Regions from separate parts of the Homo sapiens genome. Here region 2 is linked to region 1. Evidence: chromatin loops called from intact Hi-C (ENCODE). Cell type or tissue: dorsolateral prefrontal cortex. All regions are shown on one strand. Each heading gives the region's core, and the rest is flanking DNA. Links, peaks and the distances in the headings are about the cores only.

Region 1 (16,129 bases), core at 4,338-12,337:
TTTGGCAGGCCATCATCTACTTATGAGAAAATATTCTGTAATTCAAACCTTTATTCAATTAAACTGGCCCCCTTCTCAATGACTCAAATTAGTCATATGGTGACTGCACTTAAATTGAGCAACTGGAAGATGACTTTAATCTCTATTGTCCTTCCTGGTGGAAATCCCATTTCCTTTTTTTTCTTTTCTTTTTTTTTTTTGAGATGGGGTTTCACTCTTGTCACCCAGGTTGGAGTGCAATGGCATGATCTCAGCTCACTGCAACCTCTGCCTCTCAGGTTCAAGCAATTCTCCTGCCTCAGCCTCCTGAGTAGCTGGGATTACAGGTGCCCGCCACCACGCCCAGCTAATTTTTGTATTCTTAGTAGAGACAGGGTTTTGCTATGTTGGCCAGGCTGGTCTCAGACTCCTGACCTCAGGTTATCCACCCACCTCAGCCTCCCAAAGTGCTGGGATTACAAGTGTGAGCCACCGCGCCCTGCTGGAAATCCCATTTCTTTATAGGAATTTTGCTACTTATTTGATAGGTGTTTTGAAATTGTCCATTTATGCTTGCATCCCAGATAATAAAATGCATAGCCCATTTGGATAGCATTTTGATGCTATAAATCAGTCCCAAGTCCTTAAATCTTCTTTCTTCCTTTGATCCTTGAAAGCGAGAAATGATTTTGCTGACTATAAAGTGTAGTTTTGATGGATCTTTGTACATAGCCTTTCACCACATACAGGCCCCTAGTCCCACCTCACACACATAAAAATTAGGCCAATACTGCAGTCCAGCTGCCTCAGGGCCACTCAGTAAGAGGATACTAACATGTCCATGGTTCACTCTGGTAATTATCTACTTACAAATCACATATCAAATGGGTCACCATGAAGACTTCATAGGACAAAAGACAAGTGTGTAACTAAGGGATTTTTTTTTGGTCAATGACGTGGCATCAGATATAGAAGAACAATAAACAGTTCGTTGCTAAAGCTAAGTAACAGCTATAAACTTCCACCACTTTAACATTCCACCAAGTCCTGCAAAATGGGCCTAAAATGCATTATGCCAAGGACCTGGAAGCATTATAAAGTCTATAGAAATAAACTTAAACATATTATTTTGTGAAAAATATAATCTGAAACAAATATGCCCATGATTAGAATATTAATCCAATATTCCAATGGACATGAATTTTAATGTCTTAGAATTCAGGAAGATCTGGTGAGGAATGATTTGAATGACTGATTTTCATTTAAAAAATTAACATGAAAGTGTAAAATGATGTTTCCTTTTTCTTTCAATACACTACTGTAATAAATAAAAACATTCAAAATGTCTCTCCTTGTTAAAGATGAATAAACCTCAAAGCCTATTGGGAAGACTAGATACAAGGTGCAAAGTCCTCAAATCTGAAATATAAAAGGAAAAACACCCTACTACCTCTTAGTCAGATGGAAACTCATCTCTTTCTCCCTCCTTTTACTTTGTCTTAACATAGTCCCTAAAACATTAAGGGAGGGGAGATTAAATAAATTCCTAGACAAAGAAAGAAAAATTTAAATTCAAATTACTTTGACTGGTTGCTGGTAATTATCTGACAATCATGGCCCTTCTGCAAAGAAGGAATCTCAGAGAACAATGAAGTGCTGAAGATGACAGCCCAGGGTGCAGGAGTACCCACTTTACAATCCGGTTTAAAGAAATACACTGGGATGGACAGAAGGGGTAGAAATGATCTAAGTAAGAAGTGCGGTAATGAAAGCTCACATTTTGGAAGCAAAGCCTTTTGATGATTTGTTTGGATAATCTTCATGGTCATGAAATATTTGAGATAGTAGAAAAATTTTTTGAGAAGAATAGATATCTTCGCCAATATGGAAGGAGTAGAAGAGAAATTGTTTAGAGACAGTTAAAGAACAATTTGGAATATGGAATACTCAGTAAGGCAAGGGGGCCAGGGTGACTTCATTAAGCAGAATCTAACTGACAAGTTAAATCTACACAATTGTAATCAGAGTCTCCAAAATTTCTTGATCATATACCATTATCAGATAGAGGCTTGCTCTGTTGTTGCCCAGGCTGGAGTGCAGTGGTGCGACCATAGCTCCCTGCAACCTCAAACTCCTGGGCTCAAGCAATCCTCTTGCTTCAGCCTCCCAAGTAGTTGGGTCTGTAGGAAAGCACTATGATGCCCAGATAATTACGAAAAAAAAATTCTTTTATAGAGGCCAGGGTCTTGCTATATTGCCCAGACTGGTCTCGAACTCCTAGTCTGAAGTGATCCTCCCACCTGAGCCTCCCAAAGTGCTGAGATTTTAGGTGTGAGCCACTGTTCCCAGCCTATCTACTTATGTATCTATGTGCTACTGGCAACCATTGTAAAAACATGGACTAATTTATTCCCTCTTTTAAAAAAGATAACAAATAGTAGTCTTAATATTTTTTTCTTGCATTCCAAATAATTATCTTGTGCACTCCACTGGAACATTAGCACAAACTTTTAGAAATGAATTCTTTCAATGCCTCTCACAGAATTGACAAGCTATATGGAATGTATTAATATCTTTTACCCAACTCCTTCAGTTAGCCTCCCTAATACTGGAAGCTGTAAGATCCTTGAGGACAGGATTCACCTCTTTGCCTTCCATGGTCCTTAACTGTGGCTACTTAAAATGCAATTAAGAGGCCTGGGTGAGTGAGAGCACCCTGGCAGAACAGAACTGTGTGCTTCTGGGTCAGTTACCAGAGCTCCTCAGCTGCTTGTGTCACTGGCTAAATTAACAGTAATGGTGATTATTTAAGTCTACCTATTAATGTCTACCTATTAAATCAATTAAAGGTTAATCTTTCTTATTAAGTATGTACATAGAAGACAGTAATCCTCATCTTACAAATGGAGAAAGAGAGGCAAGAAGGGCCTCAGGCTATTTCTGTACTTAGGATACTAAGCACCAGTGTTAATTCACTTAATTTAGGAATTAACAACCCGACTACCCCTGCTATCTCTTGCCTTCCCCTGAAAAATCCAGATGTTCCTAATTTACTTTGTTGTACCATTTCAGCAATTCTCACAATTGCTAATGAATAATTTTGATATGCCAATCAAACACAATCTGCTAGTGGTGTTCTGGTATTAGTCACACGAATTTCCTTTGACTAGTAAAGAATGCAATATGCAATCATCTATTAAGTCCTGGTTGCCTTACTTCCTTTAAGGAACGGGTCTAAGACAGGAGGTGTCCAACCTTTTGGCTTCCCTGAGCCACACTGGAAGAAGAACTATCTTAGGCCACACATAAAATACGCTAACACTAATGACAGCTGATGAACTAAAACAAACAAACAACTCATAATGTTTTAAGAAAGTTTAAGAATTTGTGTTGGGCTACATTCAAAGCTGTCCTGGGCTGCTTGTGCCCTGCGAGGTGCGGGTTGGGCAAGCTTGGAGGATGTGATTTTTTAAAAAGGTCTAACAAATGCTGGTGTGCAACAAACTACAGAATACTTTGTAGCAAATGAGGCAGATTTCAGTAATAATGTGTGCCAAGTGTTATATATATAATATCTCATCGAATCCTCACAATAATAGGTATTATAAACATATACTCCCCCTTTCAACACATGAGGACCCTGAAGCTGATGGAGTTGGACAATTTTTCCAAGGCCACATAGCCAGCAAGTGGCAGAGCTCAGATACGAACTCAGACAGTTGGGCTCCAGAGCCTTCCTAAGTGCTGGGGAAATGAGAAAGTGGCATTTTCCTTGCAGTGACCTGTGAGGAGGCTGCAGACAATACAACTTCAAATATAGTAAAAAATAGTTCACATATATTAAGAACTGTTATGAGCTCTGACTTCCAATGGAGGTGAGAAAATAGTGGCAAGTGATTGTTGTGAATTTAGAATGAAAGCTTTGATTTGTGTTTATTTTGTACAAAAAGCTAGTATCTGGGAGTAGAGAAAGTTACAGAGGCTATTTTGTCTCTTCCAGCATCATTACTTAGAATCACTTACTATTGTCATGATTTACTATTATTATTTCTGTCTCTTGAAGGTCATAGGGGCACTTTTTATGCCTTCAGAACGGCATAGATTTAAGTAAAACTGCAAATGAGTTGCTCCATATATCAAGTTGACTTGTATTAAGGAGTTGATAGCTCAGCAGTAGGTGGGAAAAAAGGGCCCCCCTGGTGGTCCCAGTTATCACTGCGGTCATGAGACATTCTATATTTAGTTTATTTGGAAGTTCGGGTGGGCTCAGTCTTTGATTTATTTCTGACACTTCAAGGACTAGTGCTATTTCATTGTTTCAGGGAAAGAACAAGCTCAAAAAATGAAAATAGTCACTCTTGGTGTTTAAAGCTTCAGTGGGAGAGTGTGAATGGCAAGTTTTGAATAAAGAAAATTCATTCATTTAACAGTAATTATTTGATAATATTTATCACACACTTATATATGGCCAAGGATTCTTCTAGGTTCCTGGGATTTAGGTGTGGCCCAAACTGGCAAAAATGTCTGTCCTTATGGAACCTGCATTTCAGAATAAATATGTTATATCATTAAATTAACTAGATAGAAAGGGTAGGTAGTCATTATTAGATCACTTAAAATTAAGTGTTACATTTAAGAATATACTTAAGAGGATTACCTGTGGCCTAATCATTACTTTTGTAGTCACATTTTATCACACATTTATTAATTCTAGATTTAGCATCTATTCTTGTTTAGAGAGAAGCTGGCAAAGACTATAAAAGTGTAAAGAACAAGCTTGTGTCTATAAAATTATAAACAACACATATATTAATAGTAGAATTCACTGAGCAAAGGGCATTAGATATTTAAAATGCATTTTAAAACTGATATAATTGAAGACATAATTTAATTTTTGATAATATTAACAGTAACAAAATTTTTTTGCCAATCTTTTATTTTAAAAAAGATTAGATTTTTTAAAAATAAGAAACTTTGAACCTCAAAGAGAACAAAACCCCACAATTTGAATGTAATATAGTGATTTTTATACGTATAACTTTTCATATTTATAGTCTTCTAGCTACAAACAATGCAGCCTCATTAATATAGCAGATTAATTCTTCACCACGTTTTAACTTCCGATCTCAGAAATATCAACGGTACCATATCAGTACCTGATTCCAAAAGGACCCTGGCACAATTTCCATATAGGCAAAAAAATAGAGATGCCAGATTTGCTGAATTTAGTTTTGGAATTTCCAGGAAGCAAAAACATCATATAAACCCAATTTAAATATTTAATAATATAAATGCAAATCTAAGTAAACTTGGGGAAAAATAAAGGGCACAAATATCAAGCATACAACACTTTCCGTTGAAAATGCACTGATAATGAGAACCAGTCTCACTCCTTGATCTGCTCTTCTTTCCCAAGAGAGGCCAAGAGGAAGCTAAACTCATTCATGTCACGAAGATGAGTTATAAAAGTGGGACGCAGCAAGTTCGTTTCAAGCACTGCCTGGCTACTTCCACATTCCATTTCCACTGTGTGTCCCCTCCTCCCCACTTCCTCCCTAGTTCATTCTTTTGTATTATTTGTCTCATCTCTCTCTTTTTCACTATTGAGCACCCTTCTGAGGGCAGAGACCATGTCTATTTCATTTGATATTATTCCACAGTACCTAGCATAGTGGTGCTCAATGCTCAGTAAATGCATGTTTAATAATAAATAAGTTAAATCAGATCTTATATATTTTTAATGAGCCCATATGCTCATCCATAATGAGGCTGAAGGTAAATAGCTTCGTCTTGGTCCAACACTGAATTGTGTCACTTTCCTCCTGGCATTTGATACTGCGAGTGACCCACTGCTTCTTGAATCAGTCTCCTCCCAGGTATCTGGCATGTGTGCTCTGACTAGGTCACTACTTCCTCATTCCTGTGGAAATGCAACAATATCAAACCTCCCTTCTTTGAACTCCTGTGTTAAAGACATCATTTCACAACGCTCCCAACTGCTTGTGTTTGCCATTTTGCCTGCTTTGTTGGACTTGTAAGCTTCTTGAGTGAGGGGGTCTTACATATTACACATCTTTATACTTCCAATTTTGCCCACCAGTGTGCTGCCACCCCACGGATGCTCTGCAAACATAGAAGTTTTGACTGCTGGCCATAAGCGGTGAGACTAGAGCTTTGAAAGGAAGGAGGATTCTCAAACATGCAGGAAACTCACCATGAGGCACAAAAGAATTGAGGTGACTGGGTCCAGTGTTGGGGCCTACAGTATGGTCAGCGGAAACCATTTGACTAATACAGAGTGGCATCATTAAAAAATTCTCTGGCTTCATCCCTGGGACCCTGTGCCCAGACACTGCTGTACGGGTCCTTTAACCTGAGAGAGCCAGTCTTTCTTTTGGTGGTCCAATTGGACCTGTACTACTAATGGCTGAGGTGAGTGCAGTAGGGGTCCTCTGTTTTGGCTGGTGAAAGGGTTGAATGGAATAGGCCCACCATGCAGTGAAGTGGAGAACATGGCAGTAAGAAACCGTTCCACTGGGTGTTGACCATGATACACCTGGCCATCCTGGAAAACAGAGTAGATGGTAAGGACTAGGAGTCCCATTAGTGGGGCTTGACATGAGGACAGTTACCTTCTCAATTGTCCCTGGGGCTGATGCAGTTTAGGGTAGAGTGAGTCAAATTAAGATTCAAACTTATCCTCAACATCTCAGCTCACTCCCTGCACCCCATCTGCCATCCTTTGCTGTCATAGGGAGTCCAGGCAAATTGTCATTTTATCTATGCCTACCTGGGATGTTACCATGTTATTCCCTCTTGCTCCATTTGCCAAATATCCTCCTTCACGGCATTTAAAAAATCACCCATTCATTCTTCATCACATGTTTAATGAGCATCTTATATGTGCTACATTTTTCTAGGTGCAGGGATAAAACAGTGACCAAAATAGCCCAAATCCTTGCTTTCACGGAGTGTATATTCTAGCCTAGATCTCACTTCCAAGACACATTCTTCCAATTAAGTAGCAACAGCAGCAGTTAATATATGAAATCCTTGCTGACCTTTATCGAGCACTAACTACAGTTGAAATACTGGGCTAAATGCTCATTCATAATCTTAGGTGGCAGGTATTATTAGGAAACATTTTTAATAACTTCTTATTTGGAAATAATTATAGATTCACAAATAGTTGCAAAAATATGTATAGGGTGGTCCCATGCGCCCTTTACCCAACCTCCTCCAATGATAACATCTTGCACAACTATAGTACATCATTAAAACTAGGAAGTTGGCATTGGTACAATCTATGGAACTCATTCAGATTTCACCAGTTATATGTGCACCTATTTGTGTTTGTGCATAGTGTGTATGTAGTTCTATGCAGTTTAATTATATGTGTAGCTTCATGTAACCACCACTGCAATCAAGATAATTAACTATAACATCATCACAAGACTCCCTTGTGCTATCCCTTTAGGTCTACACCCATTCCCACACCTGCCTGCTAATCCCTGGCAACCACTATTCTGTTATCAATTTCTACAATTTCATAAATGTTATATAAATGGAATAATGTCATATGTATACTTTTCAGGTTTGCTTTTTCCATTTGGGATAATTTCCTTAGGGTCTAAGTTATTGTATGTATCAACAATTTGTTCCTTTTTATTTAGTAATATTTCATGGTATGGATATACCACAGTTTAATGATCTGCATGTTGAAAGGCATTTTGGATAGTTTACCATTTTGGGCTATTGTCACGAAAGCTGCTATGAACATTCATGTATGAGTTTCTGTGTAACTATGTTTCATTTATCTGGGATATATGCCCAAGAGTACAATTGCTGGATCATACAATAAGACCATGCTTTTGTTTTAAAAAACTGCCAAACTATTTTCCAGAGTGCTGTACCATTTTACATTCTTACCAGCAATGTGTGAGTGATGAAGTGTTTCTGCTTTCTAGTAGCAATTGATATGATCACTATTTTGAAATTTTATTCTTTCTAAAGGTGCCGTGATATCTCATTGTGGTATCATAGTTGTTTATTTTCATTTTTATTTTTGTAAAGACAGTGTCTCACTATGTTGCCCAGGCTGGTCTTGTACTCCTGGGCTCAAGTAATGCTCCCACCTGGGCCTCCCAAATCGCTGGGGTTACAGGCGATCAACTTTATTGCAGTATTAGCATGAGTTTCTGTAATGGCTTATGATGTTGAACATCTTTTCGTGTGCTTATTTGCCATTTGTGTATCTCTTCAGTGAAATGTTTGTGCATATATTTTGCCATTTTCTAATTGGATTGTTTGTTTCCTTAATGTTATGTTTTATGGGTTCCTTGTATATTCTAGATACAAGTCCTTTGTTAGACACGTGGTCTGCAAATATTTTCCCCCTGTCTTTAATGTGTACTTTCATTCTCTAAAAAATGGTTTCTGACAGAGTAAAAGTTTTTAATTTTGATGAGGTTGAATTTTATCAAATTTTCCTTTTATGGATCAGTTTTAGGTAGCAAGTCTAAGAATTCCTTGCCTGGTGTTGGGAGCTGAATATTTTCTATTTTTTTCCTAGATGTTTTATAATTTTATGTCATGGTCTATTTTTTGCCTATGGCTTTTCCATTGCTATTATGCCCTATATTTATTTATTTATCTGTACCTCAATGGATGCAAATATACCCATTTTAAAGATTGGGGTAAAAGGCTGAGTGAGGTTAACTAACTTGCCCACAGCAATACAGGTAGTATGGAAGGTACTGGGATTGAAATGCAGGCAATCTAACTTGAAACTGCAGCCTCTTTTTTTTTTTTTTTTTTTTTTTTGAGACAGAGTTTTGCTCTTGTTGCCCAGGCTGGAGTGCAATGGTGCGATTTCAGCTCAATGCAAACTCCACCTCCCGGTTTCAAGCAATTCTCCTGCCTCAGCCTCCTGAGTAGCTGGGAATACAGGCATGCGCCACCATGCCCAGCTAATTTTGTATTTTTAGTAGAGATGGGGTTTCTCCATGTTGGTCAGGCTGGTCTCAAACTCCCAACCTCAGGTGATCCGCCCACCTCGGCCTCCCAAAGTGCCGGGATTATAGGCCTGAACCACTGCGCCCGGCCAAAACCACAGCCTCTTAATGACTTTACTTGCCTGCTCTAAGGCATATCTCTTTGCATTCCCCAAGTAAACATAAAACACACTGATTTCACCCTCTATGTGGGACAGAACAAAATGTATTCAGAAAATAGAAGTCATCTAATCTTTATAGAACTTTTTAGGGAAACCTGGAGCTTTAATCATTATCATTGCTTTGAACAAAAAGTACATAATTTAAAAAATAAGTGATTATTTTCAATGTCATGCATCCCTCTAATCTTATTAAGACAAGAGTTATCTAATCTTATAAAGCATAAAATAAAAAAATAGAGATGAAATTGAGATCTACCATTAAGTAAGGTTACCACTCAATTTTTGCTGATGAAGTAGTAATGGATTGATGATGCTGGAGATTCACCCTTAAAATAAAAATTCTGGTTCCAGACAGTAGCTGTGGTTTCCTAGGACATATCTTATCTGTTATCTGTCAATAGAACAACGGAAATTGTGCACTACTGAAAACAGATGTAGCCTCACATTCACAGAGATGGAAAAGATGTGCTCTGGAAGTCCTCACTGCGTTACTGTCAAATGAAGCCAGGAGGTACTGATATTATATATTACAGTCAGCACCAACTTCTTGGCCTAATGTTCAGCACTATTTTCATTGTTGGAATTAAAAATCTGTTCTAGAATTGGGGGAAAAATGACATGAGAAATATCCCATCAAAAAGCTTTTTTTCCTAATTACTATTGGCTCTGAAATTTTGGCTTTAGCCATTAGAAACTTCTCAAGATGGTTCTGGTGGGCATTTTGTTTTGTAGCAGGTCCCATAGTACAAGCTTATTGCCCAGAGAGGATCTTAAATGCTGTTAATAATCATACAATATTGTATAATATTATCACCAGAAGTTTACTACTTACTAAATTATAGGAGCATTGGATATCTTTGGAAAGGATTTAATTAAATTACAACAAAAAATATCCTGGACCTATGGGAAAATGACACTTGCCAATGAAAGAAAACCCAGTCCCAAAGTGAAAGACCGTGCTTATATTGACATTTCTCTCAAAATAATGAGATTTCATTCTCCAAGTTCTTACAATAAAAAATTTCAAACATAGGAAAAGCTCAGAATAGCCAGAGTTCCACCATTAGATTCATTTTTAACATTTTCTATGTTGGCTTTATCAATATGTCTATATTAATAATTCTTTATGAGTAATTTTAAAGTAAACTGCAGATGCCACGACATCTTTGCCTTTAAACGTTTCATATGTTTATCTTCTCAGGATATGGACAGTCTTCTATATAGTCATAACAACCATGTGTGTACATTTTGTATGTATGCAGTAGGTGACTTGTTGCCTTAGCAGGTTAACGTCTGCTACTGGTGTGTATTTTTTGACATGGTTAATTTTCTTGGTGTTTACACTTTCGTCCCCATGGTTAGTTATTAAATATATGTAATACAAAGTATCTGTTTTATTTGTTAAGATCTCCTTCCTTCCCTACTTTGCAACCAACCCCTGAGGGCAAATCAACAAAAATCATTTAGTTCATTAAAAACAAAGTTGCTCTAGACAAAAGTACCCATTTGCTGACTGCTGTTTGGTATTGGCTTATTGGTAGACAATACTAACCACACAGACATTTATAAATACAAATACTATTTAGTGCTAGGTGTCCTTTTCTTTTCTTCTCTTCTTCTCTTCTTCTCTTCTTTTCTTTTCTTTTCTTTTCTTTTCTTTTCTTTCTTTCTTTCTTTCTTTCTTTCTTTCTTTCTTTCTTTCTTTCTTTCTTTCTTTCTTTCTTTCTTTCTCCCTCTCTCTCTCTCTCTCTTTCTTTCTTTCCTCTTCTCTTCTCTTCTCTTTTCTTTTTTGGAGAGGGCATCTCACTCTGTTACCCAGGCTGCAGTGCAGTGGTGTGATCTCGGCTCACTACAACCTCTGCCTCCTGAGTTCAAGCGATTATTCTCCTACCTCAGCCTCCTGAGTAGCTGGGATTACAGGCAGCCATCAACTTGCCCAGCTAATTTTCGTATTTTTAGTAAAGACAAGGTTTCACCATGTTGGCCAGGCTGGTCTCGAACTCCTGACTTCAAGTGATCCACCTGCCTCACCTCCCAAAATGCTGAGATTACAGGTGTGAGCCACCACGCCTGGCCAGTACTAGGGTTTTTAATTTGGAAACTATAGTCTGAATTTAGGTGGGGGGACAGTTTGTGAAATTTCTGACACCGTCTAGTTTTGTGTGTATACAAACTTTTAGGAGGCAGCGGGAAGAGTGTCCATAACTTCCATCGGAGTCTTAAAAGTGTCCATGACCCTAAAAAGGTTAAGAATAATTGATTTAAGTCTTTCAAAATACCCTTTGGAAGCTGGAAAATACTAATTGGAATAATTATTTGGAATGTTATTTGGAAAAACTATTTGGAATATCTTCCAGCATCCAAAGGGTATGTATCTTGAAAGCCTAAATAATATCCAAATAATACTAATAGCATTAGTATCAAATGCTAACTGACGGAAAGGAGGAATTCCAAAAGGACCCGTCTAGCCCATCCAGTTGACAGCCTGGTGCCACTGAAATGGGTTCTGGCACAGGCAAAGAACAGAGTAGAAGGCAGCACAGAGCATTTTACTCACACTGACAAGTTCTCAATTAGTTCAAGCTCTTCAGGAAAAAGATCTGAATGTCACTGCAGATGGTCCAACTCTATTCAGTGGGCAGAGACTGGGCAGGGTGCCGGAGGTCTGCCCTGGGCATCAGGCACCAATGGTGCCCAACTGTGTTTGTTCTAACTGTTGCCCGACTGTGTTTTTTCTAACTGTTGCCCGACTGTGTTTGTTCTAACTATTGCCCCTCTGTAGGCTTTGGTAGTCTTGAGGGTGGTTTACATCTGTGATTGCATTCACCTTGAAAAAACACACAAGGGGGAAGCAGAAGAACCCAAAACAAATAAGAAAAAGTCTCCTTTTTACCTGACTGGTCATTTTGGAAATGGGTGCACTTCCTTGTAAGTACCAAAGGAAATAAAGGCATGGAGAAGTAGTACCAGGCACAGTGCGTGGTGTTTTTAAGTAGTTGTTCCCTAGTTTTAGAATGATCAGTATCTCCTTAGCTTCTTTGTTTCACAGCTGGAAGGAAGTGAAGCTCAAAGTGATGGAGCAACCGGATGGTGTAAAGACAGCGTTTACTCAGTGAGCAGGGCTGAGATTAGAACCTGTGTTGGTAAAATGCCATTTCCCATCACACTTTGTTGTTTTATAAATATGCGGTGGGAGAGGACAGGTGTGGAATACACAAATGCAAAAGAACAATCAACCAGTGAAGTCCACCTGTATTGGGGGGTAGTTTGCTTGCTGTGCTTTATTTTGTGCTAGCTTCTGTTGAAAAATGTACAGTGAGAGAGAAATCAATAGCACTTAGCATTCAAATTACTTGACTTACATGCATTATTCATTTAATATTTATAGCTCCATAAGCATTCTCAATCCATTTTACTGCTGGAGAAAGAGAGGCTCAGTAAGAAGAGTAAATAGCCCAAGGCCTCAGATGCAATACCTTGTAAAGTTGGGGGCCATACCCAGGGCTGTCTGGCTCTCATCCCTGCAGGCTTGAGGTTATAGGTCAGGTGAGATTGGAGAATTGTTAGCCTCTGGGTGGACACAGACTTTCAGACCATTGGAGAGCACTGAGTTGGAGAAAAAGGTTATTTTCCTCCATTTGAGCCCTATTATAGTCAATGCACACATTCTTGACTAGTTTTACAGGAAATCAAATTTTAGTAAGTTGAATTTACCTTTATTGCCAACGGATATTCATTTGGCAGATGATTATAACACTTTCTTTTTACCTGCTCTCTCTATTGAATACAAAATCCACAACTAAGCATTTAAACAACCTGGGGGAGCTAAGGGAATTTCTATTTTGTTTGTTTTCTTGGTAATGGAACAGTTATTTCCCAATGAGTTAGACTGTGACATTTTTATTTCTAATATTAAATATTAAAAATAGAGTATAATTCAAAAGGGTAAAGCTATGGGATGACACTCAGAATAAGGGGAAATATTTTAAAGAGTCCTGACTCTACCAATGACTAGTTCTGTGGCCCTCACTAGTTACTGGAGGACTCTAAGCCTCAGTACCTACACATATTAAAATGTGGATGACAGCTATCTCAGAGGGTTGTTTAATCATCAGATTAAATAAGATGACATTAAATAAGATGACATACGTAAAATTCCTGGATCCCTACAGGCACTCAATAAACAGATATAAGAAAATAAAATAAGAATCTCCAACTGGAGCAATTAGCTATCTAAACTTGGAGATGGCAGGTAGCCAGGTCAGAATTTCTACCTTTGAACAAATCCTGAATTGCTCTGAAGCTTAAGGCCAAGAATTTCAGTTTATTTCAGTTTCACATAAATATGAAGAACAGAGCAAGTCAATCATTATCATCCCAGATGGGAACATAATCTGCTTCAATTTCTCCATGGTCTTATCAAATGATCGCTATTCTGCATTTGCAAGTGGTTTTTTCCCCCAACAACAACAAAAATTCTCTCCCACAGATCTTCATTCCCTCTCCTCCTCCATAATAACCTTGTTAAAAAGCACCACTTTATTATAGGTAATTGAGTGGATTTTCTAACTTTATTAGCTAATTGTGGTAGTTTGCAAAATGGCTGCAATTCTTCTCTTCCCTATAATGAAGTCCTTTTGCAATGGTGACTTTTCAGGTCCCTCTATCAGTAGGTAAAGTTTGTTTTCCTTCCCCTTGTTTTGGATTAATCTTGTGACGCTTTGGGCAACAGAATATGGTGGAAGTTCTCAGCTTAGTCCTCAAGAAGCCTTGCATGCCCGCAGATGGTCCTTATACCTCTGCCCAGCTGCCATTTGAACAAGCCTGGGGTGCCCGGCCAGCTGCCCCCCACCATGCCAGCCATCATCTGGTCAGAGGACAGAACTTACAACTAAACAGGGAGGCAGATATTTTGGGGCTGTGTATGTGCATGGGACACGCCCAGGTGTTTTTCTCACCGATAATCTTGTATGGACATATGGGTCACTTTAGTAATATCTGGATAACCTATTTCCATCTGTAATGATGACAGCATTTTGCCTTAGCAATTCTCAAGTTTCACATAGGGAAACTGAGACAGACACATCTCCTCTAGTATAAAAGCTTGGCTAAGATGAGAGCCAATAGTTTATAAGCTCTGCTGAATTCATTTATTCACAATGTTATAGTCACAGAGGAAGCAAACCAACCTTTGAAACATAAGGCATAGTAGAGGGAGGAAAGACTAAGAGAAAGAAAACAGTTTTTTGTTAACTTGGAAAACCTACAAATATTTATTCTGTTAATCAAGCCCCAAACCATATGCCCTCTTAAAAATATGTTTGTGAATGGATTTCTAAGATCCTTCATGCTTCAGCATAGTAACTTGAGTTTATTAGATGAATGAAGAAATTAAAACTGCCTGGTTCTTTCAGTTGATAACCTAATAAATAAGGAAAATCTTTTTTCTCTGTTGAAATCACAAAATAAAATTATGATCATAACATATTTAAGCAGTCAAAAAGCATGATGTCTTATACAATTTTAATCTGCCTGGAACCTTTCCATGAAAGCATCATCAGTTTTATCTAAAAATGGCTCTCCTGCTGTTATTAAACCATGTGCCTTGCTGAGTACTCACTGCATAAAGAAGAGCAGATTCATTTGGAAAATAAGTTGAATCTTTATCTTTTCAGATATTAAAGTTGGATGCCTTTCTCTCTGTACTGCTATAAAAAACACCTTCATATTACTTGGGTTTATTTTAAGTTGTTTAAAAAATTTTGAAAGCATAAACTAATATTTATGTTTTCTGACCACAAAAGCTACACAAGTTGACTGGAAAGTATAGGCGTTGATACGGGGTTGGCAGAGCCAGGACAAGGATGAGATGAATGTCTCACTTTGTCTCCTGGACAAAATTTAAGGCAGTACCAAAAAACTCAGTATTATAGATAAATAACATAATGCAATATTTCAAAAAATAAATATTAGTGCAAAATAAAATCTACAATGAACAAAATGTCAAGATTTTAAGTAAAGACAGCTCTTACCTTGCACTTGAATCTTCCCTACTCATCTTACCCTAATCCTGGCCCTGGTTTCAATAAAACTTTATTTACAAGAATAAGCAGCTGGTTCATGAGCTGTAGTTTGCTAATTTGTTTCTTTAAATATTGCATTAAAATATTTATTTTGATGACCAAGATTTTGGGTACCCCCTTAAATTTTGTGCCTGAGTGCCATCCTCACCTTACCCTAATTCCAGCCCTGGGTGTTATCTTCTATTCTAAGTTCAAATGGTAAGCTAATGAAAGTTTTAAAGCAAATGACTGATAGGATTTGATTTAAGTTATACAAGTGGGCTTTGGTTGCTGTGTAGTTTGGCGGGAGATCTAAAGTGGGGACTGGGAGAATAGTTAGGAGGCTGATGCGTCAGTCTAGTGATTTTGCTCTGGTCCAGACCAAGTCACCAAAGACCATTCAGATGTAAAGATGGTGGCCACTTCCCTGTCTGCATATCTACGTGACATCTCAGCATTTGTCTTACTCCTGTTGATTCTCTCATGGTTGTCCCTCTGCTTTACTGACTTCTCAGTCTTGGGAACTCTGCCCTCTTGTGTTCTCACACAATCCCTTGGCCTTAAATTCCATCAACAGAATCTCTAGTTCTGAATTTGTCTCCTCCAAACATGCATATCCAATTCCAATTGCCAACTCACCATTTCTATTGAATGTCTAGTGGGCATAATAAACTTAACAAAACCAAAGTTCACTTTCAAAGATGTCTTTCTCTCTGTGCTGTTTGGATTAGTTCAATCACAAATTTAGATATTACAAAACATCTTCACATTTCTTGTTTATTTTAGGTTACTTAAACATTTTTTTTTTTTTTTGAGATGGAGTCTCACTCGGTCGCCCAGGCTGGAGTGCAGTGGTGTGATCTTGGCTCACTGCAACCTCCGCCTCCTGGGTTCAAGCGATTCTCCTGCCTCA
Region 2 (16,129 bases), core at 5,540-13,539, 66 kb after region 1:
CCCTCGGCTTCACGAGGATGCATGACTCAGGCTCATTCAGTAAGTAGGCCCCACCTCTGGGCTGTAGGGCTTGCAGGGACTGGTAAGAAGCTGGATACTTGACTCAAACTGGTGAAATGCTGAGACTGTTGGAGGAAGCACTGGAAACAGGGGTTGTCTTTCCTCTGGGGATGGTAAGCTGATGAGATGTAAGCTAAGATCTACTGGTGGCTTTCTTGTTTACTGTACAAGGAACCTGCCTGAGAATAGAACTAACTGACAGAAAAGCAAAGTTGAATGCAGAAGACACACAGAAAGAGGTAAAGGCCAAATGGTACTGCCTGAGGCCTCCTTAGATCTAGCCATTCTGTAGCTACTGGACAATTCAGTTTCATAAACTACTGTGGCTTTTCTCTTTTTTCCTTTTTGCATAAATGAACACAAGTGATTCTGTAGGCTTTTATATATTCAGTCTGGTTCCAAATCCTTTTCCCCTATAATTCACTAGATTACACCTGATGCTGAATAATGAATGTGCACAGTACACAGTGGATTTCGATAGAATGGAAAAGTGGATCAGCTGGAGTAGTACAGCCACCACTAAGGGAGGCGTATTGTGTGTGTGCGTGTGAGAGAGAGAGAGAGAGACAGAGAGAGAGACAGAGAGAGAATGTGTATTGGCAAAAGAAAAAGACAGTGTCACATTCAAACAACAGGTTCATATGATAATTAGTTAAATAATGAAAACCTTTGAAGCTGCCCAAGATAATTTCAGGCCCCAGACGTCCAGCACAAGGTGTTCCACTCAATTTTAGTCCACTGGCAACACTGAAACATCCTCCTTTGAAGGTGTGAACAAGAAAGGATGAGAAGAGCCCTCACAAATATAGGATGCACCTGCATGTAAGGGAAACTTTGGAAGGGTCTTTAACTACCTCAACCAAAAAAGGAAGTTCAATAGACAAAGGCCTCCAAGGATTGAACAATGCACAGTGTAGCCACATGCCAGCCCCCTGAGACTCACACTAGTGGGGCTCCCACAGGACAGGGCCAGGCTGTGAAATCTCCCATGGGCAGAAAAGAGATGTGAAGAGAAGAGGCTATCAGAAAATGAAGAAAAGGACCATAGGGAATCAATCTTTGGAAAAGCAGGGCTCAAGGTGACTGAAGACCACAGTGATGGTTGTGTTCATTTGCCCTCAGTCATCCATGCACTACCATCATGGTTTTGCCATAGCTGGGTTCTATCTCTGCGATTATTAACCTAGTACTTTAAGAGTAGTTTAAAGGACTCACTTTTCTTTCACTTCCTCGTTGCTTCTAAGCAATAACTTTTGAGAAATGGGTTTATTTCTCTGGTTAAAAGTACAGAACCAGTTATATACTTTCCTAGTATATGTTAAAATAAGCATATAATCATTAAAAATGTTTGTGGTACCACCTAAAATCTTTTCAAATGTCACAGTACTGGATTCCACTCATTGGGCAACACTAGTATATAGGACAAGGACTGGAGTTCAAGTCAAGAACAAGGATGAGGATAAAAGTTGCTTCCCTTGAGATGCTGATATTGTCCAGGGATATCAGTTTCATCACTGCTTTCCTGAAAGCTCTACCCCTCCCCTCTGCTCAGGGCACTCCAATGCCTTTATACTACAAGGGAAGATTGTTTGCAAGCAAACACTGGAATTATAAAAATGAGTAAAATGGTCAAATGTGGAGCTTTTAACAAGAGGTAAGTATATTATTGTTACCTCCTGTCTTCAGAAAGGGCTAAAGAATGACCAAGGAGTTCACTGCATTAACCTATCTGTAAAAGCAGTAGATACCAAATGTCATACTTATGTCATAGATGAATGGCAATTATGTATGCATAACTAAAAGTATAATTTAAAAAATTCTCTCAAGGCTTATCAGGAAACCACATTAAGCAGAACAAGTCATGTATCTTTAAAAGCCATGAACTATGTTGTCAAGTCACAAAACAGTTGCCACTTGAACTCTGGGAACAGACTTTCAAAGACAGATTTCTACAGGTTTTTTTCCACTAGAATTTTACAGACACTAATAATGACCTCACTAGATTTTCTTTTGATTCATGCTAGAAAAAATAGACTGTAATTTAGATATTGTTTGAAGATGGACTGTAATACCATACGACAAAATTGAAGCCACCTTATTAGTTTTTTTTGGTCTTTAAATTTCATGTTTAGCTTCACTGTGGATAAAATATGCCAGCAGTAAAACATGAAACACGGCCTTCTCTTTGAATTGCAAAGAAAAGATGCTTTATTTATTTTGTGACTTCAGGTGGAGTAATGGTTTCTCATCCTTCCAATAATCACTCTTTATTCACTCAGCCTGCTTTATTTTTCTTCCTAGCACTTGTCACTATGCATCACATTCTTATTTGCTGTGTTTATTGTCTCCTTCCTCCACCAAATGTAAGCTCTTTGAGGGCAGGGACTTTATATTAGTCATGTAGTCTCCCAGCACCTAGCAAAATGCTCAGTACATAGGAAGTGCTCGATAAAAATTTGTTAGATGAATGAATGTTGATTAATGACCAAACGTTTACAATTAGCAAATTGTCTCATTTTTCAAGCTTTACTCATCAGCTTCAGATCCAAAAAATACATACTTGTTAGCCATTTGACCTTAGGCAAGTCACTTAACCACATAACTTCTAACAGGTTGTGTTTCTGTCCATAAAATGGGGACATTATTGACTGATAGGGCATTTGTGAGCATAAAATGAGGTAACATCCATGAAAGTGTTGGTTTGTCTATCTTTTATTTATTTACTTATTTATTTTTATTATTATTATTCTTTAAGTTCCAGGGTACATGTGCACAATGTGCAGGTTTGTTACATATGTATACATGTGCCATGTTGGTGTGCATATACCCAAAGGATTATAAATCATGCTGCTATAAAGACACACGCACATGTATGTTTATTGTGGCACTATTCACAATAGCAAAGACTTGGAACCAACCCAAATATCCATCAATGGTTTGTCTATCTGTGTAACCAGGTCTCTGATCATTCATTTGTCTATATATGAATGCAGCCTGTTGGCAAAGGATTTGGTCCATGGTAGGTGCACCATGACTGTTTACTAGTTTATTAATTTTTAATTTTAATTTTGCTACAGGAAGTAATGATTTCCTTTTCAGTTGTTGATGGCCCTGTCTAAAACCAAGGACAAGAAATCACTAGATGAAAGCATTGCCTTTATATACCTAAACTCTTACTCTTTATATATCTTCAATATAAAGAGATTTAAAAACGGTGTTTTTTCCAATCAAGTACATTTAGAGGACAAAAATAAGAAAAGGACATCGACAAGACTGATAAGCACTAAAGTCATCTTCCCTGTCCCTCCTAAAAGGTCAGTTTCATTTTGTTTTTAAGATGCTTCTCATGTACAGAAGACAGTGTTGGGAAAAGATGAGTTTGATTTTTATAAAGGTGATTTCCGAGGCACTCTTTATTTATTTATTTATTTTTTAAAAATAACTTCTTCCCTTTCTTCTTTCCTTTCTTTTTCTTTCTTTTTACCTGTCTTTGTTCATTAACTAGAATTAAATTAAGTTTTTGGTTATTTCCCACAAGCAAGATAAATATCTAAAAAACAGATAGGTTGGGGGAGGAAAAATGGTCAATAGAAACTTTCTTAGAAGATGAAAATGTATGTTAAATCCTCTTCAAATTATAATTTTCAAATTCTCACTGCTAAGACAAAATTAATTAGTTCAACTAAAACAGAGTTGCCAATTAAAACATGGTTAACTAGGATTCTCTAAAAAAAAAAATCCCAAATCTTACACTGTTCATTCTAAATAAACATGCTTTTAAAGATTAGGAAAATAATTACCTATTTGCACAGGAAAATAATAAATGATGAAATCTCAACAGATAGGGTAAAGATATCATAATATTATCTTAGCAATTGGCTCAATCACTTCCCACTCAGTTTAAACGCTTTAATAAAAGGTATTTTATACAAGGAAAGTCCTAAATCAAGGTTATTACAGATTACATTTATGTAAGTATTTGTTCTCTCACTAATGGAAGATTTCCTCTCTAATATTTTTTCTAAATAATTTGTTAACCGGAGAAGAGGAAAACAAAATATTTTTTTCTAAAATTCTATCGAGGACTTATAATTTATTTTACTTTTATTCTCTGATAAAGAAAAGGCTACAGGGAAACTAGCAGGCGAAAGACTTTCTAAATGTAAATGCTGCCCAAAGAAAAAAAGAACTGTGATTAGATTATTAGGTATAATATGCATCAAGGGTTAAAATTCATATACGGAGAAATGCATGTCAATTGCACATATTTTAAAATTCACTTTAGGAATTTATCATAAAGAGTTCAGATATGCACAAAGATAAACTTCATGGCAATATTAGTTACAGAGGTAAAAGAATACAAATCCTTGTTTCCCACAGCATTCAGGCAAGTGAGACTACCCTATGGAGACAGGAGGCTGAGCATCTGCAGAATTTAAACTAGGAGGCTTGGACTCAGAGATACCAAACACAGCCAAGGGCAAGCATGGCATACAGAGTGAAAATGGAGGAACTGTGCAAATTGCTGTACTAGGCCCCTCATCAAGTTGATTTCCCTGTTTTTTTCTTTTTCCTCCGGCAAAGATGGGAGCTGGGGAGAAGCAAATGACCCCAGAGAGAAGGCCGTTGGGGATTTAAATTTGGGGCAAATAAAAAGGCCGGCCAGCCATATATTTATCCTAGAGCAGCAGTTCTAACTGGAATGGGGCGGGGGTGGGCTTCCCCAGGGGTTAGAGACATTTTTGATTTCCATAACTGGAGGGGCATGGTGCTACTGGCATCTAGTGGGTAGAGGCTAGGGAAGCTGCTAAACATCCTATAATGCAAAGAACAACAAAACAGCCCTCACAACAATGAATTATCCAGCCCCAAATGTCAGTAGTGCCACTGTAAAGAAACCCTGTAATAGAGTGAAGCCCACAGTTCACACCTGTCCCATGCCTCCATTACTCACACAGGACTTCCAAAGGCTCTTTTGGGCTTTGGAATATGATTGGCTTGCCTTTTACCAGACACTTGAGGAAAGCCCTCACAATGAAAGTCAAGACAAAAACCCACAAACATCAACCAAACAACTGAATAAGAAAAAAAGTATTGGAGAAAACAGAAATCATTAAAAATCTTAAGAAGAAAAACTGTAATTGATACAACCCAATCTGAAATATAATTTGGCAATATCTAGCAAACTTGAAGCTAAACCCACGTGAAACCCAGCAATTCTGCTTGTAGGGATTTGTCTCAGAGAAATTCTTGTACATGTCACTAGGAGAGATGCACAGATTATTCATAGCAGCATTGCTTGTTAGTAGCAAAAAAAAAAAAAAAAAAAAAAAACCTAGAAAAAATCTAATCATTCACCAAATGAGAATGGATAGATTAATTATAGACTATTCATATAATTTGAATGCCAAAATCACTTAAAATGAATGACTTAGAGCTAAGTATCTCAATACAGATACACTTCATAAATATAATATTGACTTAAGGAAAGCAAATTACAGGGGACCACATTCATTAAGATACTATACAAAGTTAACAAGCTTTGAATAAATACATGCAACAACTTTACTATATCTACTTTAAGGCAGGGGTCCCCAGTCCCTGGGCTGTGGACCAGTACCAGTCTGTGGCCTGTTAAGAACCAGGCTGCACAGCAGGAGGTGGGCAAAGGGTGAGTGAGCATTACTGCCTGAGCTTTGTCTCCTGTCAGATCAGTGGTGGCATTAGATTCTCACAGGAGCAGGAACCCTATTGTGAACTGTGCATGTGAGGGATCTAGGTTGTGTATTCCTTATGAGAATCTAATGCCTGATGATCTGAGGTGGAACAGTTTCATCGCAAAACCATCCTCACCACACCCCTAAGCCCCAACCTCGGTCTGTGGAAAAACTGTCTTCCACGAAACTGGTCCCTGGTGCCAAAAAGGTTGGGACCATTGCTTTAAGGATTCATACTCGTCTACCAAATCTATAAGGCAATACATTTTAGCTATCCTCCAGACTCAACATGGGAAAAACAGGGAAATCAACTTGATGAGGGGCCTAGTACAGCCATTTGCACAGCTCCTCCATTTTCACTCTGTACGCCATGCTTGTCCTTGGCTGTGTTTGGTATCCCTGAGTCTGGGAGGTTGGCAGGAAGGAAAGTAACTGGGATGTGTATTCAGAGAACTTTGAGTATGTGATGTTTTATTTCTTAAGCTGCATTTTGGGTCTACTGGTGTTTGCTATATTATTCTATATCTTTTGTATGTTTTAAGTTACATTAAATAAAACCTATTTTTAATATCATCCGAAAGATAAAAGAAAATATTGCATCCAGGAAAAAGCAATGTCTCATTCATGAAGCAGGAATTTAACTCCACAAACATAGCACTTCTAAGAAAATCTAATGTGTAGTAAAGCTATTACATGTTTTAAAATATAAAATTAAAATGTATGGGCTTTCTTTAAAACATTTGTAATTTAATTTCAAATATATAATTTAAATTTAACCGTAATGGCATCATTTTAGAATTGAGTTTTTCTTTTCTAATAACCAGGTATATAAGGTAACTTTGTCATGTACCTGGTTTGAAAATGTTATAATAGATCCCAATACATCATATGCCATGTCGAGCTATTTTCTTTTAAGTGTTCTTAATACTAAGCATTGGGGTAAATTTTTAATTGCTAAAAAGTGTAACTGATTATATTTGAAATATTTAGCAGTTATGATCCACAATAACAATTCTAGGAAATTAAAAAAATAACATGTTAGTCAATGTTTTAATTAATATATTAAGAACCTACACAAGTGATTGCATCAATGGCTATTGAAATTGAAATAATGACTTCTGAAATTATTTTAAAAATATCTTTTTCTAAGAACATATGGACACATGGTGGGGAACAACACACACTGGGGCCTGCCGGGGGTGCAGCGGGAGGGAGAGCATCAGGAAGAATAGCTAGTGGATGCTGGACTTAATATTCAGGTGATGGGTTGATCTGTGCAGCAAATCACCATGGCACATGCTTACCTACGAAACAAACCTGCACATTCGGCATATGTACCCCAGAATTTAAAATAAAAGTTGAAGAGAAAAAAATCTTTTCCTTGGCACTATTTTGTTCTAACCAGAGAACTAATTTAGGAATTGAGAAAAGCATAAAAAGTATCTGTTCTTTTTAATTGCATAAATAAGTGATACAAAAAAAGTTCTGAGTGAGTTCTATAAGTAAATATTTTAATTTCCTTACACTGGCTTAGCTAAAATTATCATTTTGTCATTTTAGAAATATTGTATTATTATACCAAGTAGTGAAACATTTAAAAATATACATTTAGCAGGTTAAAATAATCATGTTCATCTTTTAAAGAAAAAGATCCTCAAAGAAGACACAATTCATACTTTCCATTTTTCATTGACATCATTAAGTACTCATTTAAATTAGTTTCGGAAACTGAAATAACTTTACATTTTTTTGATATGGTGGCAAAGTTCACCTGAAAAAACAATTTCTAATTTAATCATTCCTTCATACATGGTATGTTCCCTCTAAAAGTGACAACTCTATACTTCTAATATATGTAAATATATATTAAGACCATGGCCAATAACAAAACAAAACAAAAATGAACAAAAATGTTTTAATATGGAAACATTTTTATGAAATTAAATTTCCCTGGCTAGTTATTGAAATTTATCTTATTTAAATGATTTAAGTTTATTCTAGCAAGTGCTTCTAAGGTGGAGATGCTAATACAGGTTGAGCATCCCTAATCTGAAAACCCAAAATCTGAAATGCTCCAAAATCCAAAACGTTTTGAGCACGGACATGATGCCATAGATGAAAAATTCCACACCTGACCTCATGTGACAGTTCTCAGTCAAATTGCAGCCAAAACTTTGTTTTATACAAAAAATTAACAAAAATATTGTATAAAATCACCTTCAGACTATGTGTATATGAAACATAAATAAACTTGATGTTGAGACTTGGGGTCTAATCCCCAAGACCTATCATTATATATGTATATGTAGATATTTCAAAGTCCAAACAAAAAAATCTGCAATCCAAAACACTTCTGGTTCCAAGCATTTTGGATAAGGGACCGTCAATCTGTATAGCTGTGTCTACAAAAATAAAATGGTAACCAAGAAGAACTCTAAAATTAGATTTGTAAAATCTCCTTCAGCTCTAATATTTCATTTACTCATCCCTTCATCTTTAATGACTTCAGTCATTCATTTGTTCGCTCCTTTTAGAGACTTCCTATGTGCCATGCAGTGTGCACTCTGGGGATATAAAGAGAAACAAAAGAAATTTGCTTTAGCTATAGTACATCAGTATGAAAGGTGGGAAGGGATCACAAATCCAAATATCAAATACACACAGAGTTCACTCTCTGTATTGCAGAAGGAAAGGAATCCTGCCTAGGTGACATGGACCCACCCATAGAGACCTTTTGTATGGGAATTGTACCACTGCTCTAGCACTTTGCTCACAAAGTATGGCATATCACACTTCCATTCATTTATAGTGGAAGACATGGAGGCACAGAGAGGTGAGAGAACTTGTCGAAAGTCACAGAGCAAGTTAGAAGGCCAAAATCAGAATATATGGTCTATTGTAATATTTTCAACAAATGTATTGAAAACTTGGCAAGTGTCTGGCTTAGAACCAGGAATGGGGACTACAAAGATGAATAAGATGGAATTCCTGCCTAGAGGTGCTTATGTTCTGGTGCTGGCAGTTCCCAGACTCGGGGGTTCTGGCAATTACTGTAACAGCTGATTATCTTGGTACCTACTGCTGGGTCTCTGAGTACTGTGTTAGCATATAAACAAACGTGGAACTGCATGGGGACAAGAACGGCTGGCAAAGTAAACATGGGAAAACATATTCAGTGTGGCTGTAATCTGTAAAATGCAAATTCAAAGAAGAATTTGTTTCTACCTATCCATCTTGCAAAAGTCTTAAAAACACTCAAAATGGAGAAATTGCCCCTCTCATCCACTGCTGTTGGAAATAAAAATTTTGTGTTTAGATACCAAAGTTGCAGCATTATGTACAGGCTTATAACCAGGAACAATTATGTTCAACAGTAAGTGAATAATGTTTCACTAAATTACGGTTACATTCATGCAATATTATGATACATGAGGCAGTTTCTTAAGATTACTTAATGACCTGGGAAAATATTCATCATCCAATGTTAATTAGAAAACCAGCATATTAAACTATATATGACATGCATTTTCTAAAAATACTTTTCTAAAAATACAGTATGGATGCATATCTGTATCATAAACACTGGAAAGAAATGTATCAAATTAATACTTGTGATTATTTCTGGGGGGTGGTATTACAGATGATTTTTATTTTTCTCCTTTGTATGTTTTCCAAATTTTCTGCAAGGAGATTCCATTATTTAATAATTTAGAAAAAATAAAAGTAAGTCTTAAATTTTTTTTTCTGACTAGATGATTCTCTGAAATAAACTAACTGCTCCTGACTGGTTTCAGGACACCAATGACTCAGCCCCTTCTGGTTAGGACACACGGGTGCACTAGAGAGGTCCTGAGACCTGAGCTCCATGACCCAGATTTGTTTTGCTGCTTACTGGCTGTGTCTTTCTGGGCAAAAGAGTCCCGAGCCTCTGTAATTGTATTTGTAAAATGTGGCAATTGACGTCTGCCTCACAGATGAAGTTTAAAGACAGTATAAGAAAAATGCTTTGAAAAGTACTATATAAATGCAAGCTATGTCTCACCTGAGACATAGATAAGACAGAGAACACACTCAAATCCCAAATGACCAACTTCTTGGTTTTATGACATCACTTAAATGACAGAACCTCTTTGAGCCTTAGCCTCACAATTTGTCAAGTAGAGATATTACTGGCTTCTTCAGAAGGTGGATGTGAACTAAACACCTTTTGCAGGACTCAGTAAATGTTAGCTTTCTTCCTTTCTTAGGCTCTGTCTTTCCCCACTCCACTCTTACTCTGAAACAAGGATTTAAAAAAATGCTCTGGCATCAGCACTTTCTATTCTAATTTTAAAGCATATTATTTACTTTGTTTTTTTGATATGTTAAAAATGTATGGATTCTTTTTCCTTTCTCCACCCTTTTACGATGTGGACAAACAGCAAACACAAAGTAAGCAGAACTTGGGAAAATCAATGTGAGGACTGTGGACAAATTTTATGGGGTCATTTGAGCCTGAAGTTTTCCACAGAAAGCTCTGAAACTCTAAGCACTTTCCTTTAGGGCAGGCAGAGTAGGAAGGGTAAGAACGTCCTTGCTTTGGTAGGCTGAAATTATTTCAGCAATTAGATCTCCCTAGATTCTGGATTTATCTAAATATACCTGTGACATTCTGTAAATGTGCAGAACTCAGAACTTCTCAGGCCTGGTTTCTGTAGTGTCAACTGACAACCACATGCTTTGAAATTTTGTTTCCTTTAATTAACCTTCTCCATTTTCAAATCAATTTTCTCACTTCCTCATGGTGTTACTGCTATTCTAAGAAATGCAGACCTAACGGATCAACATTTCAAGACTCCAAAGGTTCGTATGCCAAGCCTGGAACTTTGTACACAAATAGATATCCAAGAATACTCGCTGTTCATTCTGTATACCCAAACTTAAAAATTCAAGAGCTAAGATTAAAGTATCAGAGGATTGAGTCCTAATTTACTATTTGAAATCTGGTCTACCTTGTATAAGAATCTTTTCTTGTGGGAATGTTGAAGATTTTTGAGAAAGAGAACAACCCACTGAAGGCCCTCCCTGTTTAGGGAAGATTAACCTGTTAGGTGCTAGTAGATTGATCGAAGGGGATGATCTGCATGTACCATGACTGTGAAGACAGATTAAAAAGGAAGAGGCAGATAAAAGACATATTGTAGCGGAATCCGCTAGTGCCCAGTCCATTTTTCCAGAGTCTTAGCACTTCACTGTGTTCTGGCTGATTTCTAACTGCCAGCGTCTACCCACCTTTAGTTGAGTGCTAAGGAATTCATACCCCCATGCCAAGCAGCACTTAGTCCACAACCGGTAGGAGTTGATACATAAACAGTCCAGCTCCCCCGCACTTTGGGTGGAAGAACTCTGAGCTGTGTTGTATTAGTTTCCTACTGTTGCTGTAAAAAAATTACCAAAAACTAAAGAGGCCTAAGGAAACATGAATTTATTACTGAACAGTTCTGGAGGCCGTAAGTTTGAAATAGACCTTACTGGGCTAAAATAAAGACGCAGGTTTGAAGACAGTACACTATTGCTTTGCAGGATGCTGACCAATCTTCTGGCACAAGTAGACCCAAACTGTGGTCAGCTTATTCTTTGAAGGAGCCTTCTTGAATTCCTCTTCTCTTTATAATCAAAACCGAGACAGGAGAATGTGCTGGTGAAAATTCCTCCACACTATGCTGAAATCAATCATATCAGGCCTCATCTTAATCCCACTTAATTTAACTGAATCCTGCCATTTGATCTAATCCATCTAATTTAATCCCACTTTGGCACAATCCAAATCTAGAATACTTGAGTCAAATCATCTAATACTCCAAGACTAGCAGTAGCCTACCGTGGATGGAAAACGATAACAAAGTTACAAGGTACATAGAGTCAGAATCTCTTGTTTTTCATTCTGGCTATAAAAAAACCACATGATCTTAGACTAATCACTTAATCTCTCTCTGACCGATTTTATTTCTTCATGTAAAGACAGAATTAATAAAACTCCTTTTTTGAGAGATTTCAGAGTGAAATGGAAAACTGTGAACTTGCTTTGAGTTCTAATACAATAGCACTAATCATGATGATTTGAAGGACAGTAAACCTTTTGTTTTTCCCATGAATGCAGGTTTTAGTCAAATGCCAGCATTCTCTGTACACTTGGTGCTCCTAAAACGTTTATTGTTTTTCATAATGAAGAATAATGTCTTATGCAAAGCAATCTATTCACAAACCTTCTCCCAGTTGGAACTGATATATGTTGAGCCATCTCAGTTATTCTGATAAAGCCCCTCACTACATTTGTATCTAACTTCATCACAAACAAATGATCTCGATACACTTTGGGGTTCTGCAAGATTTAACAACCCATGGTGACTTGTCGCATAACAGAAAACTTGACTTTTTGCTCTATTTTAAATTACATTTGAGTATTTTTTATTGAGAATCTATTAAAACTAGGGCTCCCAGAACTGGTCTTTCAGTAGTTTACATAATAATAGCTACAATAACAACTGATGTCTGCGTCTTGCATTATAGTTGGCAGTGGCTTCCTATAGTTAGATGTTGCCCAAACTTCAGTCATTTTTATAACATCAGCATGATATTTTGCCATATTTTCTTAATTTACGTGGTACTAACTACCAAGTGTTTTATCTTGAGTTACCTTTTAAAATTTAAATGTTTATTTAAAAAGTGAACTTCATATCACTACCATACCTAGAAAACAAATATTGCTTGCCATAAATAGAAAATAAATAAATTCATTGATTTAGGCATGCCATAAAGTATACATATAGCAAAACATCATGTTGTGCACCATAAATATATACATTTATATTTGCAAATAAAAAATAATAATTTTTAAAAAGAAAGTAAATAAATGCAATGCAATGAAAACAAAACAATATTGTTCAGTTCCTTTCTATACTGTTGTTGGGTAAAAGTTCCTGAGCTTGAGATACATTCTTTTGTGTTTGTGTGTGTAAGTGTGTGTACTAGAGAGAAAGAGAGAGAGAGATACTCGCATATCTTATATCAAATTTAGATACAAACTCTACATTGAGACTTTTGGTGAATTATTTACAATTTTTGGAAATGACATGATGGATTAGAATCTTAGTAAGCAGTGCAGATACTGTATCCATTTTACAGATGATAAAGCTAGGGCTCAGAGAGATTACATGACTTATTTCTTCAATACTCAGTAAATGGCAGAGCTGGGCTTCAAACACGAGCCCTTTCATTCCAAATCCTGTGCTTTCTCTATTGCACTCAAACCTTCTTGGAGTGAGAGGGGTTGCAGAGGGCTTAGATGAAGCACACTAAAGATCCATTCCCTCTGTCATTCATAATCCAGTCAAGGAGATGAGAGGGACCAAAGTCATATATTTAAGTTGTATCAAGAGAAAGTAGGAAAGTATGTTTTGACATAATTGGCCCAAAGAACAATGGTGAAAATATTTAGCAAGTGAGCTCACTGTAAGTTGGACTATTAGGGAAGACTTTCTGGAAGAAGCAAGATTAAAACTCTTGTGTTGAAGGGTGGATAAAATTAGATGAATTGAAGATAGAGGTGAAACCATTTCAAGTGATAACAGTGCTTTGATCAGAATAATCAAAAATATCAAAGCTCTGTCTTGGTTCACTGCAGATAGGGGAAAATGCACATATATGACAGGAAGTACTATGGCTACATTTTATAGTCTTATGTGCTATGAAGTATGTAATCATAGCACATAAGAATGAATCACTATTTTGTAATCCTTAAAAATAAATTATTTCCTTCAAAATATGTATGACTCAGCAAACTATCTACAGGACTTTTTCTCCTAAGGAAATAATGATGGATATATGCTAATATTTGTAAGAATGTGTCTCATCCTAGCAGGGCAATTGGAAATAACTCCAGTGTTTGATCATATAGGGCTTAGTTATATAAAATCAACTGCATCAATACTGGGGACCCTGTGCAATCTCCAAAAAAGATTTCAACCTTTGCTACTAAAACGTGATCTGTGGACCAATATTTTCACCTATACCTGGAACTTGTTAAGATTCAGTTTCTGATGTAGTAGGTCTGGGGGAGCGCCTGAGATTATGCATTTCCAACAAGTTCTCCAGTGATTCGCACATGCATTAACATTTGAGAAGCAGAGGCACATGATTAATGACATGGAAAGATATTTGCAATTAAATGAAATAGGGTGATTTCATAATTAGTTCCATATGATACTATATTGGTAAATTTTAAAAAATATGCATACATTCACACATAAGAGAAGGAAATAGGGAAAGAGAGAGAGAGAGTGTGTGTATGTGCAAGACAGACAGATGGGAAGAATACATATTAAAATACCAACAGTGGTGGAATTACTGGAAATTATTTAAATTTTTTTCCTGTGTTTGTGTATTTGCATCTATTATGAACATGCCTCTTTCAAAATATAAATAATAAAACTATATTTTCAATTCCTTTTCTGTTTTCAGAATTTTACTGAGTTCTTTCTGGAAAAATAAACAGGAACCAAGAGGCTGAACTGGAAGAAAACAACTCACAACTCACAGGGATTTAATCAATGTAACAAGAAACTGTCAGAAGAGAGAAAGACTTAAAAGATAAGAATTTTCCACTAAGTGTGAAGGAGGTCTGTGTAACCTTCATGTCCCTAGTGCTCTTGGAATTTATTTTAAAAACCAAACTTTTTTTTTTTTTTTTTTTAAGTAAGGCTATAAAGCTCCAGGAGCATAGACATTTTCAAAACTGCCAACTGGGAAAGTACTTTCAGGATGAAACAGATCGGTTTCCCTTAACAAGTATTTCTAGTGGTATTACTCTGAGTTCTGGTTGGGAATATTCCAGCAATGTCACTTAGAAGTTGAAAGAGGACCCAGCTGCTTTGTCAGAATGATTCTTTGCCTGCCTTCTCCCTTGGAAAATTTACCTTAATCTTTATTCATTTCTGTGAGTTGTCCCCATTTGGGTGATCCCTTTGTTCTCAGCATATGATGGTAAGAAAAGGATTCAGATTCCAGCTTCACTATTTCTTTGCTGCTGGGATATTTAGGCAATGGAAGTAAGTTAAGATGATTAAATGACATAATGCAAATAATGATTAAATGACATAATGCAAATAAGACATTTATTATAAAGGAAATACTTAAAAAGTTGACTGATTGGGAACTGGCATTGTGGCGTGACTATGAGGACTCTCTGGGGAAAGATCAACTGGTCCCAAACAGAACTGAAGAAGAAGCTGTTCAACCACCTGTGGGTATTGAACTGGGAGTGGTGTCTGAGGTACTGGGTGGTTGGGGCTGTGATAGACCAGGGGCTGCTCATGCAGCACCACCTCAAGAAGTGGGCATCCAGTGCATGTACCAACATTACTCTGTCCAGGAAGAAGCACAGAAAACTTCTCCAGCAGATCCAGCTTGCCCAGAAAGAGAAGGCAGCCATGGAAGTGGAAGCCCCCCAAAACTAGCCAGGACTAGTGAGCCACAGCTCAAAAGGCAAAAGAGGACAAAAGCCCCCTAGGATGAAGAAATGAAGGACCTTTGAACATCTTTATTTCTGCCTTCATTTCGTTATGTACCCAGTAGTCATTCAGGAGCAGGTTGTTCAGTTTCCATGTAGTTGAGCGGTTTTGAATGAGTTTCTTAATCCTGAGTTCTAGTTTGATTGCCCTGTGGTCTGAGAGACAGTTTGTTATAATTTCTGTTCTTTTACATTTGCTGAGGAGAGCTTTACTTCCAACTATGTGGTCAATTTTGGAATAGGTGTGGTGTGGTGCTGAAAAGAATGTATATTCTGTTGATTTGGGGTGGAGAGTTCTGTAGATGTCTATTAGGTCTGCTTGGTGCAGAGCTGAGTTCAATTCCTGGGTATCCTTGTTAACTTTCTGTCTCGTTGATCTGTCTAATGTTGACAGTGGGGTGTTAAAGTCTCCCATTATTATTGTGTGGGAGTCCAAGTCTCTTTGTAGGTCACTAAGGACTTGCTTTATGAATCTGGGTGCTCCTGTATTGGGTGCATATATATTTAGGATAGTTAGCTCTTCTTGTTGAATTGATCCCTTTACCATTATGTAATGGCCTTCTTTGTCTCTTTTGATCTTTGTTGGTTTAAAGTCTGTTTTATCAGAGACTAGGATTGCAACCCCTGCCTTTTTTTGTTTTCCATTTGCTTGGTAGATCTTTCTCCATCCTTTTATATTGAGCCTATGTGTGTCTCTGCATGTGAGATGGGTTTCCTGAACACAGCACACTGATGGGTCTTGAATCTTTTTTTTTTTTTTTTTTGAGACGGAGTTTCGCTCTGTCGCCCATGCTGGAGTGCAGTG

Evidence for each region. Peaks named below come from ENCODE experiments on the same cell type or tissue, not always from the same donor. Only the 100,000 strongest peaks of a DNase experiment are listed, where the experiment ranks them.
Region 2: it touches region 1 in a loop (8-fold over the local background); 5 of 110 quality-filtered maps call a loop at or near these places.

What each region holds. Positions count from the first base shown.
Region 1 is chr9:19,625,504-19,641,632 of GRCh38, forward strand. All of the region lies in intron 2 of SLC24A2 (solute carrier family 24 member 2), which reads right to left. Among named protein-coding and RNA genes, the nearest start is that of SLC24A2, 160 kb to the right of the region's middle. In dorsolateral prefrontal cortex, for the core only: no CTCF peak of the experiment used is centred there; a DNase peak (open chromatin) is centred at 11,808; H3K27ac peaks cover 7,569 bases.
Region 2 is chr9:19,690,310-19,706,438 of GRCh38, forward strand. The region is part of intron 2 of SLC24A2 (solute carrier family 24 member 2); the gene reads right to left. It also overlaps the pseudogene C11orf98P1. Among named protein-coding and RNA genes, the nearest start is that of SLC24A2, 91 kb to the right of the region's middle. RefSeq lists an enhancer at 8,491-9,177. In dorsolateral prefrontal cortex, for the core only: no CTCF peak of the experiment used is centred there; a DNase peak (open chromatin) is centred at 11,132; H3K4me3 peaks cover 1,064 bases; H3K27ac peaks cover 8,000 bases.